Linked DNA regions of Homo sapiens: all the other regions are linked to region 1. Evidence: chromatin contacts called from ENCODE Hi-C or POLR2A ChIA-PET data. All regions are on one chromosome and are shown on one strand. The core of a region is the stretch at or near the end of the contact, and the rest is flanking DNA. Distances in the headings are between cores, read along the strand shown. Region 1 holds the start of MPV17L2 (MPV17 mitochondrial inner membrane protein like 2). Region 2 overlaps EPS15L1 (epidermal growth factor receptor pathway substrate 15 like 1). Region 3 holds the start of SUGP1 (SURP and G-patch domain containing 1). Region 4 holds the start of HAUS8 (HAUS augmin like complex subunit 8).

What was found. A loop is a pair of places that touch in the nucleus more often than their neighbours do. ChIA-PET counts read pairs that join two places held with the same protein, here RNA polymerase II (POLR2A). Pooled maps may share reads with other maps.
Region 2: a map of tibial artery shows a loop between it and region 1 (22-fold over the local background). The contact joins the enhancer-like site here to the promoter of MPV17L2 in region 1. A Hi-C loop is called at or near these places in 1 of 168 maps with a recorded cell type or tissue (tibial artery), 1 of 37 single-sample maps with no recorded cell type and 1 of 50 pooled maps.
Region 3: a pooled map shows a loop between it and region 1 (13-fold over the local background). The contact joins the promoter of SUGP1 here to the promoter of MPV17L2 in region 1. A Hi-C loop is called at or near these places in 5 of 50 pooled maps. POLR2A ChIA-PET finds 5 or more read pairs at or near these places in 2 of 52 experiments (GM10248 and activated T-cell).
Region 4: a loop to region 1 is called in a pooled map, with 10 times the contacts of the local background. The contact joins the promoter of HAUS8 here to the promoter of MPV17L2 in region 1. A Hi-C loop is called at or near these places in 9 of 50 pooled maps.

What each region holds. Positions count from the first base shown.
Region 1 is chr19:18,191,926-18,194,506 of GRCh38, reverse strand. It overlaps MPV17L2 (MPV17 mitochondrial inner membrane protein like 2), which reads right to left and starts at 1,289. Exons shown (of 5, transcript NM_032683.3): 1 at 1,039-1,289; 2 at 473-643. The coding sequence starts at 1,225. RefSeq lists an enhancer at 1,145-1,194 and a silencer at 1,585-1,764.
Region 2 is chr19:16,365,459-16,368,039 of GRCh38, reverse strand. All of the region lies in intron 22 of EPS15L1 (epidermal growth factor receptor pathway substrate 15 like 1), which reads left to right. Among named protein-coding and RNA genes, the nearest start is that of KLF2, 42 kb to the right of the region's middle. RefSeq lists enhancers at 1,250-1,479, 1,630-1,699. Within about 2 kb of position 1,304, at least 14 of the 41 ENCODE cell types and tissues checked have a DNase peak (open chromatin) inside an H3K27ac peak, as active enhancers do.
Region 3 is chr19:19,319,178-19,321,758 of GRCh38, reverse strand. SUGP1 (SURP and G-patch domain containing 1) reads left to right here and starts at 1,250. Exons shown (of 14, transcript NM_172231.4): 1 at 1,250-1,296. The coding sequence starts at 1,263. It overlaps MAU2 (MAU2 sister chromatid cohesion factor), which reads right to left and starts at 930. Exons shown (of 19, transcript NM_015329.4): 1 at 624-930. The coding sequence starts at 899. RefSeq lists a silencer at 550-771 and enhancers at 143-1,114, 823-1,312, 1,333-1,382.
Region 4 is chr19:17,074,175-17,076,755 of GRCh38, reverse strand. It overlaps HAUS8 (HAUS augmin like complex subunit 8), which reads left to right and starts at 1,304. Exons shown (of 11, transcript NM_033417.2): 1 at 1,304-1,362. The coding sequence starts at 1,334. MYO9B (myosin IXB) reads right to left here and starts at 979. Exons shown (of 40, transcript NM_004145.4): 1 at 882-979. RefSeq lists silencers at 543-837, 832-1,181 and an enhancer at 1,362-1,561.

The DNA.
Region 1 (2,581 bases), core at 40-2,539:
AGTTGTGTTACTTTTCCATCACAGACCAGGAAGCCGGGCTGGGAGGTGGAGAATGAGAGACTCCTCTATTAATACCGCTGTCTTTACCGAGCCTAGGGCTGGCACGGTTGCACCCCATTAAGTCTAGCCTCAATTTCTCTTCCTTCAGGCCTCAGAGCCTTTGCATTAGCTGTTCCCTCTGCCCGCTGGTTCCCTCTTCATGTCTCAACTGAGTGTGGTCCCCTTCTTTGGGAAATGCTCTCAACCTCCCGCCCAGGGCAGCCCCAACAGATACAGTCCTCGTCCCTCCTACACTCGCCAGCGTTCACATCGGCCGAGTCCGTCCTGTCCCCGCTGTGACCTGGCTCCTAGTCCAGGGCGACCCAAACAGGGGGCAAATTGGAAATGCACCTCTGCATCCTTCTTAACACAAAGCTGGCTCCACCCCTCCCGACCTATGAGAGGCAAAGCCTAGGCTTAGGAGGCTCCTTACCCAAGAAGTACCAGACGCCCAGCAATGGAGAGGCTACCAGCTGATCCACGAGGACCTTCTTGAGGACATTTGGGAAGCCTCGGAGGCCAGACGCAGGGAATAGGCGGTCCAGCGACAAGTACCAGTAGTGCAGGAAGGGACCCATGCTGCAGCCCACCGCAAACATGCTCGCTATAAGAGTGTAAGTCAGGGGGCTGGGTCGGGCCGGCAAGTTCCTCAGTCCATTCCCTCTCTCCCTCCCTGGCTAAGGCCTGGGTAAGCCCAATGCCATCCCGGAGCCTCAGCCTCACCGGGAAAACCGGAAGAGCCCACCCGTGCATTCTTCCACTACAAGCCCCACCAGGAGGCGCGGCTCCAGAGGCTCCTGGGTAGTGGGCAGAGACCTCCGGGGGTTGGGAGGTGATGGAGACCCAGAGCTGCGGGGAGACAGACACCCGGGGAGAGGCGCGGTCAGGGCAAGGGTCCTGCGGGGGACTGAGGCCACGGGTCAGGGGTCACGGCCCGCAGTCGGGTGTCGGGATCAAAGGTCGCCCGGGGTGAAGGACTAAGCAGCGTGGCGTCCTCACCGGAGCGCCGTGGGTCGAAAACCTGGCCGGGCCGGGCGCGGATCTCCCAGGACTGGCGCACGCCATCACCGGCCGCCATGAGCGCGCCGCAGCCCAGCGTGTTAGTGACGAGCAGCGCGCGGCCCTGGAATAGAAGCTGCCCCGCGGATAACAGGCGGCGTAGCCGGCGCCAGCCACCCCGCGCCATCGCCCTCAGGAACCAAGGAACCGGCGCGCCGCTCTGCTTTCGCCGCGCCGACCAGTCGCGAGTCACTGTCGATCCCAAATTGCCCGCCCCTCCGGCTCCCCGGCCAATCGCATAAGGATCTTCAGTCCGCAGGTCCGCCCCGAGCCGCGACGCGTTCACCAATCGCAGGCAGCCTCGGGGAGCCACATTGCCCGGCCCGAAGAGTATTGACCAATAAAAGGCAGGCGTTCTATCCCAAGGTCGAGCCCCCAACGACCTCCCGAGCTTCACGGACCAATCGGAAAAAAGAATTGCGTTACGTCCCGCATGCCGATTGGTAACGTTGCACTCTTGTTTCCCCGCCCCTTTCTGTGCCAGCCTATGGGAAACCGTCGCAGCCCCGTCCTACCGACACGCCCAGGACGGCACTGGCCAGTCGCAGACCGGCGTCACGCTGGCAAATCAGTGACCGTCGTCCCGCCTCCCGCGTTAGGGTTGGTCAATCTTAGGCAGTTACAACGCCTTCTGGCCTGGTTGCCCTACGTATTTCCAGATTCTCCTGGACTTAACCAGAAGGGATGTGATCTGTGGCCAGAAACAATTATATCCTAATTATACCGTTCCCGTAGGGAACAATTATTTTTTTTCTTTTTTTGAAATGGAGTCTCGCTCTGTCACCCAGGCTGGAGTGCGGTGGCGCGATCTCGGCTCACCGCAACCTCTCCCTCCCGGGTTCAAGCGATTCTCGTGTCGCAGCCTCCCAAACAGCTGGGATTACAGGCACGGGCCACCACGCCCAACTAATTTTGTATTTTTGGTCTAGACAGGGGTTTTGCCATGTTAGCCAGGCTGGTCTCGAACTCCTGACCTCAAGAGATCCACCCGCCTTGGCCTCCCAAGGTGCTGGGATGATGATAGGCGTGAACCACCGTAACTGGCTTAAAAAATGATTTTCAATGGAAATCCCTATGCATTCTCTACTAGAGTCGCAAACTACTGCCTGTGGGCTGTTAACTGTTGAAGGTGTGCAGGTTCTTGGCATCTTGAACAAAGAATTGGACAAAGTGCACAAACAAAGCAAGGAAAGAATGAAGCTTAACAAAAGCAGAGATTTATTGAAAACGAAAGTACACTCCGCAGGGTGGGAGCCAGTGGAGCATACGGACTCAAGAGACCTGTTTAAGAATTTTCTGGGGTTTAAATGCCCTCTAGAGGTTTTCACTGGTTACTTAATGTACGTCCTATGTAAATGAAGAGGATGAAGTAAAGTTACAAAGTCATTTACTGGATGTATGCCCTCTTTAAATGGAGAAGATATTTCCTGTCATAGCTGAATTGTTTCCATTTGATTTGGCCTTATGTTCCCTGCCTCCAGAC
Region 2 (2,581 bases), core at 55-2,554, 1.8 Mb after region 1:
TGAACTGTATAAACAGAACCTAGCCAGGATCAAACACACACACACACACACACACTCTCTCTCTCTCTCACTCTCATGTTTATTACTAATATTTTTATTAATCGGATTGATTGAGACCATACCTCACCTGAACCTTTTATGCTCCTCCTAAGCAAAAAATTTAAACCAAGAGAGTTTCCTTTCCAAGGTTTTTATAGCATTCACCGTTTTTATGGTTTGCAATTGTATATTTCTATTCAATTTTTTGTTTGTTTGTTGTTTTTTGGGTTTTTTTTTTTTTTTTTTTGCTTTGCACCCAGCTCTTGAGGATGCTTTTAAGCGGAGGGCTTCCTGCAAAGCAAGATAGAAAAGTCAGAACCTTGAAAAACTTTGCTGACCAAGAACGCTAGTGCAGCAGAGCCAGCCCCATCACAGCCCCGATCCCGGGTGCTAGGGGCGTGCGCAGCCTCGAGAAGAAGCTTGAGAAATAGGAGAATTAAAGAAATTTCTATCAGGGTGGAGCCGGCCACCAAGTTTTTTTTTTTTTTTTTTTTTTTTTTTTTAACAGCACATACTGTGGTAAACCATTTGGTTCATATTGTTTTTGCTAAAGTCAGTCCTGTGTGTGGTTTCGGTACACCGCTTGGGTAACTGTTGAAACTGCTGTGGTTTGAAAATAAGTTCTATTTTGTGTTTTCTTCAGTCTTGTATCCCTTGCCCCCTGTTAATGAAGTCTCCCTGCGGTAGGCAGTCAGCACACCCAAGAGGGTCTTTAATTTCATTTGTCTTTATTCACTGCCGTCTGCTGTGGTCCCCGGTAGTTCCCGCTGCAAATATCTAGGATTGATGGCATCGAACCAGGTGCCAGGATGATGCCTGGCACCTGGTTTGATGCCATCATTCCCAGATGTTTCTATACCCACTTTTTTGGGTTTTGTTTTCATGATTTCCATCCCCTTTTCTGAAATGCGCGTCAGTAAAGCTCTCTCCTTACTCATGTTTTCTGGAGCCATAAAAAAGTATAAAACCCTGGCGTGGGTGCGCGTGGCAGCTTTTGCTTCAGGGCCTGGAGGCAGATTAAAGTTACTTTGTCACGTTTGAGATAAGCTATACCTCACAAAATCGGAAAAAACGATTAAGGAGTTAGCAGAAGTGGTTACATAAAAGCAGGAACTAGACCTAGAAGGTTTGAAAAATACAGCCGCTAAAAATAAATCGCTGAGCAAAAGTGGGAAGTTTGGGCTGAGGGCCGTGGCCCTACAGTGATGCCGGGGGCTTTCTTTGCTCAAAGCGTCTGGTCATTAGCAAGGTCGAGAGCTGGACCGGGCACTCGGCTGACCTCACACGTGTCAGGTCCAAAATCTCCTCTCTTACCAAAGCACAAACACTAACAACTGAGAAAAAAACCGTTGTTGTTGTTGATGTTCCTTCTGAAAACAAGAGGCCAGCAGTTGATGTGCCCTGGTTTCATATTACCATAGTCATGATTTCTAAATAACAACGGTTTCGGCAACAGAGCAAAACCAGGCACAGGCAGTTCTTGGTGTGAACGAAGCTTTTCATCTCTCTGAACATCTCTTTGCGCATCAGAAACCTCAGCTTGAAATGGTAGCAGGCAGAATTCTTAACCGCTCCTCCCAAAAACCAATTTCTTTTTTTTAAACCCCCCAAACCAAGGGAGGAAGATCTTCATTGAAAAGAAGAAGAAAAGCAGCTCAAAAATGACTGATTTATTTGAACCTTCTGTACCGTGGCAGTCGCTCTTGGGGGCCTGGCTGGGGCGTCCTCCCTTTACACCTCCCTCCACATTCTTGCAAATCTGCCTCAGGTGATCACTCCCTGCAGGAACGGCTTCGAGAAATCAAGCAGTGTCCACCCTGGACTTGCTGCCCGTCCCAGGGGGCTACACCGTGTCCTGGGACTTTGAGCTTCTCCCCTGGAAACACTTAACTGTTTCCTCTGCTAGAATCTTGCTATTTGATCCATATCACATAGGTATTCGAGGAAAAATCAAATACCCAAGCATGCACAGTAACATTGCTGTTTCCTGCAAACCAGGAAGGGCAGATGCCTTTATTCCCTTCTCGCTCCCCAGGGTGTTGCTCCAAAGGGCCCCAGGTCCCTGGAGACCCGTGGAATCTGTAACAGGTGGCACCTGGTTCACCAGGACCTCCTGAAGCCCACTGTGTGCCGAGCCCTGGGCTGGAGGGCACCAGGGACATGGGGCAGTATTGGCTGGCATTTGTGGTATGCTGGGCCCGCTTTTCACAGAGCTGACCCTCAGCCGTGCCAGAGGCCAGTGCCACGGGAAGCAGAGTGGTGAGGGACCCTGGGGGAGGGGGGGCTTTCCCGTGGAGGGAGAAGCTGGGCAGAAGCAGGCAGGGGCTCGAGGGACTGGCTGAGGTCACTGTCCCTATCCCCTGCAAACCCACAGGCTGGGGTGCAGGACACTGTCACACTGTCCCCCAGGGTGCCCCTGCCGGTGGCTTTGGTGGCTCCCTGCTCACACTTGCTCTATCTCAGCCTAAACAGCAGACATGGATTGTCCCGCAGTTCTAGAGGCTCAAAGTCCAAGATCAAGGCGCCAGTGGGGTTGGTTTCT
Region 3 (2,581 bases), core at 1-2,500, 1.1 Mb before region 1:
AAATGACCAACTCCAGACTCCGGGTCTCAGCTTCCCTCGTACGACACCAGGCATTATTGATGGGGGCACAAGACCCTCCAAAAACCACGATTACCAAACTTCTGTGTCCAAGGAGAATCATGCCCTTCCAGGTTCCTGAGAGACCAGACTTCAGATTCCCGGGAGAATGCCAGGGGTCTCGCCTTCGCCAACCCCTACCCCAAGTCACTTTAGGTGGAAGCGTTTGGGGCTGATGCTCCGGAAGCTGAACCAGGAGGAGCTAATAGCTTCAGGACCCTGTGATGTCCCCATCGCCACCAACAGGTGGGATCCTCCTGAAAACCAGACGATTTGCGGATCCTGTTGCTCCCAATAACAGGCAACTTTCAGAGTACGGTGACGGGGCTCCTGGAGCCCTGTCACCAGAAACGGGAAATAAGGCGTGGGGGGCGAGGCTTTCGTGTCCCTTGAGAGGCTGGTGGCTTTGGGGTCCGGCAGAGGCGGGTGGGGGTCCTGCGGCTTTGACGGAGGTCGCGCCCCCAGGTCGCCGAGGAGCGGCCCCCCACCCGCCGCGGTCGCGACCCGTCAGCCCAGATCTTGCAAGGAGCCCGCGACTCCTCCCTCGCGGCCCGGCCCGCGCTCACCGCCTTCTCCAGGTGGCTGCGCGCCTGCTCGCTGTTCTTGGTGTGGTGATAGAGAACGGAGCCCAGCTGCAGGTGTGTACGGGCCTCGATGCGCTGCGGCGGCTTGAAGGGGAACACGGCCTGCAGGCAGTGCACGCACAGGCGGATTTTGGGCGGGCTGGAAGTGCGGAAGTGCTCAGCGAAGCCCAGAAGCGCCAGGTACCACGAGTCGGCCGCCTCGGCCTGCGCAGCCTGGGCCGCCGCCGCCTGGGCCGCTGCCGCCGCCTGAGCCGCCATTTTGGCCTCCACAACAACAAGCCGCCGCCACAGGGAGGCGGAAGCAGGCGCGCGAGACGGGGCCGGGCTCTCCTCGCGGCTTCCGCGAGATCTGCCGCCCAAAGCATCCTGGAACATGTAGTTTGTATTTGGGATGACTGCCGCTCCGGGAAGGTGTAAAAGGGCGACGCCGTTTGGTTATCGTGACTGGGACTTAGGCATCGCTGATAGGCTGAGGCTTCCGTTTCTGGAGGTTAAAAAAAAAAAAACCCAGTCGTTCACGCAGTAATAGGGCGAGTCTGACCGAGGCGGACTACATCTCCCATCAGGCGATGCACACTATAACAGGGCCCCTTAAGGGGCGCCGGAGCATTGTGGGATTGGATGAGTCTCAAGATGGACAACCGGGATGTTGCAGGTAACAGCCCCCGCCTCCTCTCAGGCGGCCGCCTGGGTCCCTGGGGCTAGGTGTCTCCCCTGACTCCTCGGGTCCGTCCTGCTGCGACCCGTGGATCCCTCGCTTCAGCCCCGGGGCAGCCCACAGCGTCGGCTTCTGCACCTCTTGGTTTCTCGAGACCCCAGACCCAGGTTGCTGGCCGCCCCCGCTTGGTTTGCTGAGGACGCACGGATCTCCGTAGAGGCCGCCACCCGGCTCGGCCCTGCGTCCCGTTTCCGAAACAACCGCCTTCAGGGCTGCTCCAACCTCCGTTCCCCAATACGGCGACAACCTTGGGCTGTCCCTGCACCCCTCTTTTCGTCGCAGCTGGCCTCTGGCCTGTGTCCCGCTTTCTGGAAAAGCTGCTTTTCCGAAGTGCTTTGAGGCTCCCTTGACACACTTTCCCGCGTCTTTTGACCCTCACTTTGCTGCAAGCCTTGGCCTTTCTGCTTCCCCAGAATAGAATGCATTTACCCATCAGCAGATACTTAGGGCGTGCTCACTGTGTGCCAAGCAGTGTGCTGGGCGCTACGCATGCAGCGGTGACCGAAACAGGGCCCTGCCTTCCTGGAGGTTGCTTTCTACTGGGGTGTCAGTGCATTAATGAGAAAATATTTACAAAAACTTACGTATGATGTGAGGTTACGTATGATATGATCAGAGTGGAGGCTTCTGATATTGGGTAGTCAGGAAAGACCTTTTCTTTCTTTCTTTCTTTTTTTTTTTTTTTTTTTTTTTGAGACAGGGTCTCACTTTGTCGCCCAGGCTGTAGTGCAGTGGCTCACTGTGGCTCCCTGGGTTCAGGTGATCCTCCCACCTCAGCCTCCCTAGTAGCTGAGACCACAGATGCGCGCCACCACACAGCGAATTTGTGTGTTTTTTGTGTTGCCACGTTTCCCATGCAGGTCTGGAATTCCTAGGCTCAAGCGATCCTCCCATCTCAGCCTCTTAAAGTGCTGGGGTTACGTAAAGGTGTGAGCCACCACACCTGGCCCAGGGAAAGGCCTTTTCAAGCAGAGGACATTTGAGTTAAGACAATGAATGCCAGCTATGGGAATCCCTGGAGGGTGGAGCCTTCCACACAGAGGGGGGCCAGTAAATGCAGAGGCCCTGGTAGGATGGGCTTGTCCTTTTGAAGAATGTCAAGGATGAAGCAGAAGGGAGGGGAACCATCTGGCGGGGCCTTGAAAATGGCCTTTTAGAATTCTTTTTTTCTTTTTGTTGAAGCGGAGTTTCGCTCTGTCGCCCAGGCTGGAGTGCAGTGGCA
Region 4 (2,581 bases), core at 55-2,554, 1.1 Mb after region 1:
CCTTCCTTGGATCCAGGGAATCCCAGAATCCTGCTAGTCCTGTCTTAAGGGGAGGGTGGTGAAGTTTCCAAGACGAGGACACTGGCACAGAGGGTGTTGGGACTCGTCCCAGGTCACCCAGCTGTTAAGTGTGAAGTCAGGAGGGACACGAATCAAGAGGGGAGGGTGGGGGGACGGAATCTCCAGGGGCTGCATCTCAACATCTATCTGCACGGGGCCACTCTAACCCCTTCCTTCTCTTCCCTCCTCTCCGGGCCCTCCCTCCCTAAGCCTACCCTCAGTTCTTACCGTGACTTCTACTCCGTTTACTTCCCTTCCAGCTCCCATTTCCCCGCTTCCCAATAGCCGGCTGCCGCATCAGTTAGTTCAGAACCCCCCGCATTTACTGAGCGCCCACTGGGGGCCAGGCGCCGCCCTCTTCTCAGACACCCTTCCTTCAATCGCGCGGGCAGACGTCCCCAGATCGGTCTCGCACCCCTTCCCCTCAACCGCACCCCGGCTGTCCCGCCCCTGGCCTTGCCCACTCCCCCAGCCTGGGCCTCTCGTTCCCGCCTCCGTGCCTCCCCACAACGCCGTTTCCTGCGACCCCCCAATTACCACTTAAGCCACGTCCTCTTCAGAGAAGCTGCTCAAAGCCACAAGACTCACCCCCCCCACGCCCTCGAACTCCCTCACCAGCTCCATCCCCATCCACTTTCTCCTTCACCGTCTCGCTTCCACCTCATCCCCAGCAATCTCTCCAAGACCCCCAGGCTCGTTCCCGCCCCCTCGACCCCTGCCGTCGCGTCCCCCATCAGCCCTCAGCTCCGTCCCTCTTCTGCGCAGCCCCCAAAGGCAGGCTTCGAGCTCGAGTCGCCAACCCGAGGCTGCCTGGTACTCACCTGGCCTCGGCCGCCGCGCGCCGCCGGTCCCGGGCCGGGTCCCCGGCCGGACGACCGCCTGCCAGCCCGCCGCTGCTCGAGCCGCTCCGCCCCGCCGCGCCCGCCGCTCCCCCGCGCGCTCCCGCTTCCGGGTTCCGGAGAGGCGGGGACGGGGGCGTGACGCCAGCGCTCCTAGGGGCGGGGCATCGCGAAAAGCCCCGCCCCTACTGTCCGACAGATCAGGTCCCACCCACCGCCCCTACCCACTACCGCCGATGGTGGGCGAGACCAAGTGCGAGGGGAGGACAGGCGAAGCGCGCGTCTGGGGCCGCGCTCTCCACACTTAGCCGGCGCTGCCTCACGCCTCGCAGCCACCCCTCCTGCGTCTCCACAAATGGTCCGACCCGCAAGCAAGGGGGCGGGTCCGGCTTTGAAAAGCCGGCGGGTCGGGCCTTGAGGTGGAAGGCGGGAAAATGGCGGATTCCTCGGGGCGAGGCGCTGGGTGAGTTGGGGCTTCCGCAGGTCTGGATTTGTAGACGCCATAGGGCTGGAGAGGATGGGCAGCGGAGGTGGGGAGTTAGGACCCTCGGGGTGAGTTCGGGTTCGACCCCGCCAGGAACTGCGCGGGCCCCTGAAGACCCCGATGGCGTGCTGCCTCTGCGCATGCTCCGGAGCGCTGACACCCGACCGGCCCTGAGTTCCGCGTCCTCGGCTGGGACGCTGGGCGACCTCCGGCAAGCGGCCTGACCGCCCAGTGCCTCGCTTTCCTCCGCTACGAAATGGGGCCGATGACGCAGCTCAACCTCGTAGGCGTCGCGTGAGGCTGAAACGCGCTTAGATCGGCGCCTGGGTCTTTACTGTGATGTCGCTCTTGGAATTATCGTTATGCAGTGAACAAGTGTTGGGCGACCAAAGTGTCCCCTTTAATCCTCCCACGCGCTTTATTCTGTGCTCCCAGTTTACTGAGGAGATGATGGAGACCCAGGGAGGGGAAGTGACTTGCCTAGGGTAACACACCATGAACAAGAAAGAAGTTGAATACTGACCGAGAGCTAGGCATGAATGATCATGAGGCTATATTTGTCTAGTTTTGTTAATTCTGCCAGTGTTGATTGTGCCAGGTGCAAACTGAAGTGAAATTGGCCAGCAAGAGGAATCACTCCACCGCCCCTTGCCGTAACCGATAGATTGACAGTAGCACCTCCCAGGTACAGGTGCAGTAGCTGAGGCTCGCACAGGTTGTAGGGACCCCCCTCAGGTCGCAGCAGGTTCACCCAGGAGCCCATTCGGTTTGAGGCCACAGCCCTAGCACAGTCCCCAGAGGGAGTCTGTGCTCTTGTCTCTTTCTGGCTGTGAGACTGCCCCGGGGGTGACCTATGTAAAACCTGTGCGTCTTTGTTTTGCAGCGACGAAAAAGCAGGTGTGAACAGTTAGGAAGCTGTCGGGTTAGGAGGAGCCTACGGGCGAGCGCAGCTGCTGGCACCTGGCGAACATTTGCTAAGTTGCCTCTCCCCACGGTGGCCTGGAAGTGTCCCCAACATTGTCTGGGTCTCACTTTGGGGTCCTGGGAGCCTGCTTCAGAGGAGGTGGCCGCAGGGACCAGTGGAGCCGCCTTTGGTGATGGGAGCAGGAGTTACAGTGCCCTGGCCTTGGCCCTGCCCCTCCACTTGCCCATCCACTTGCCCCTCCTGTGTTGCTGGTGTCTGTTCTTGGATCCCTTC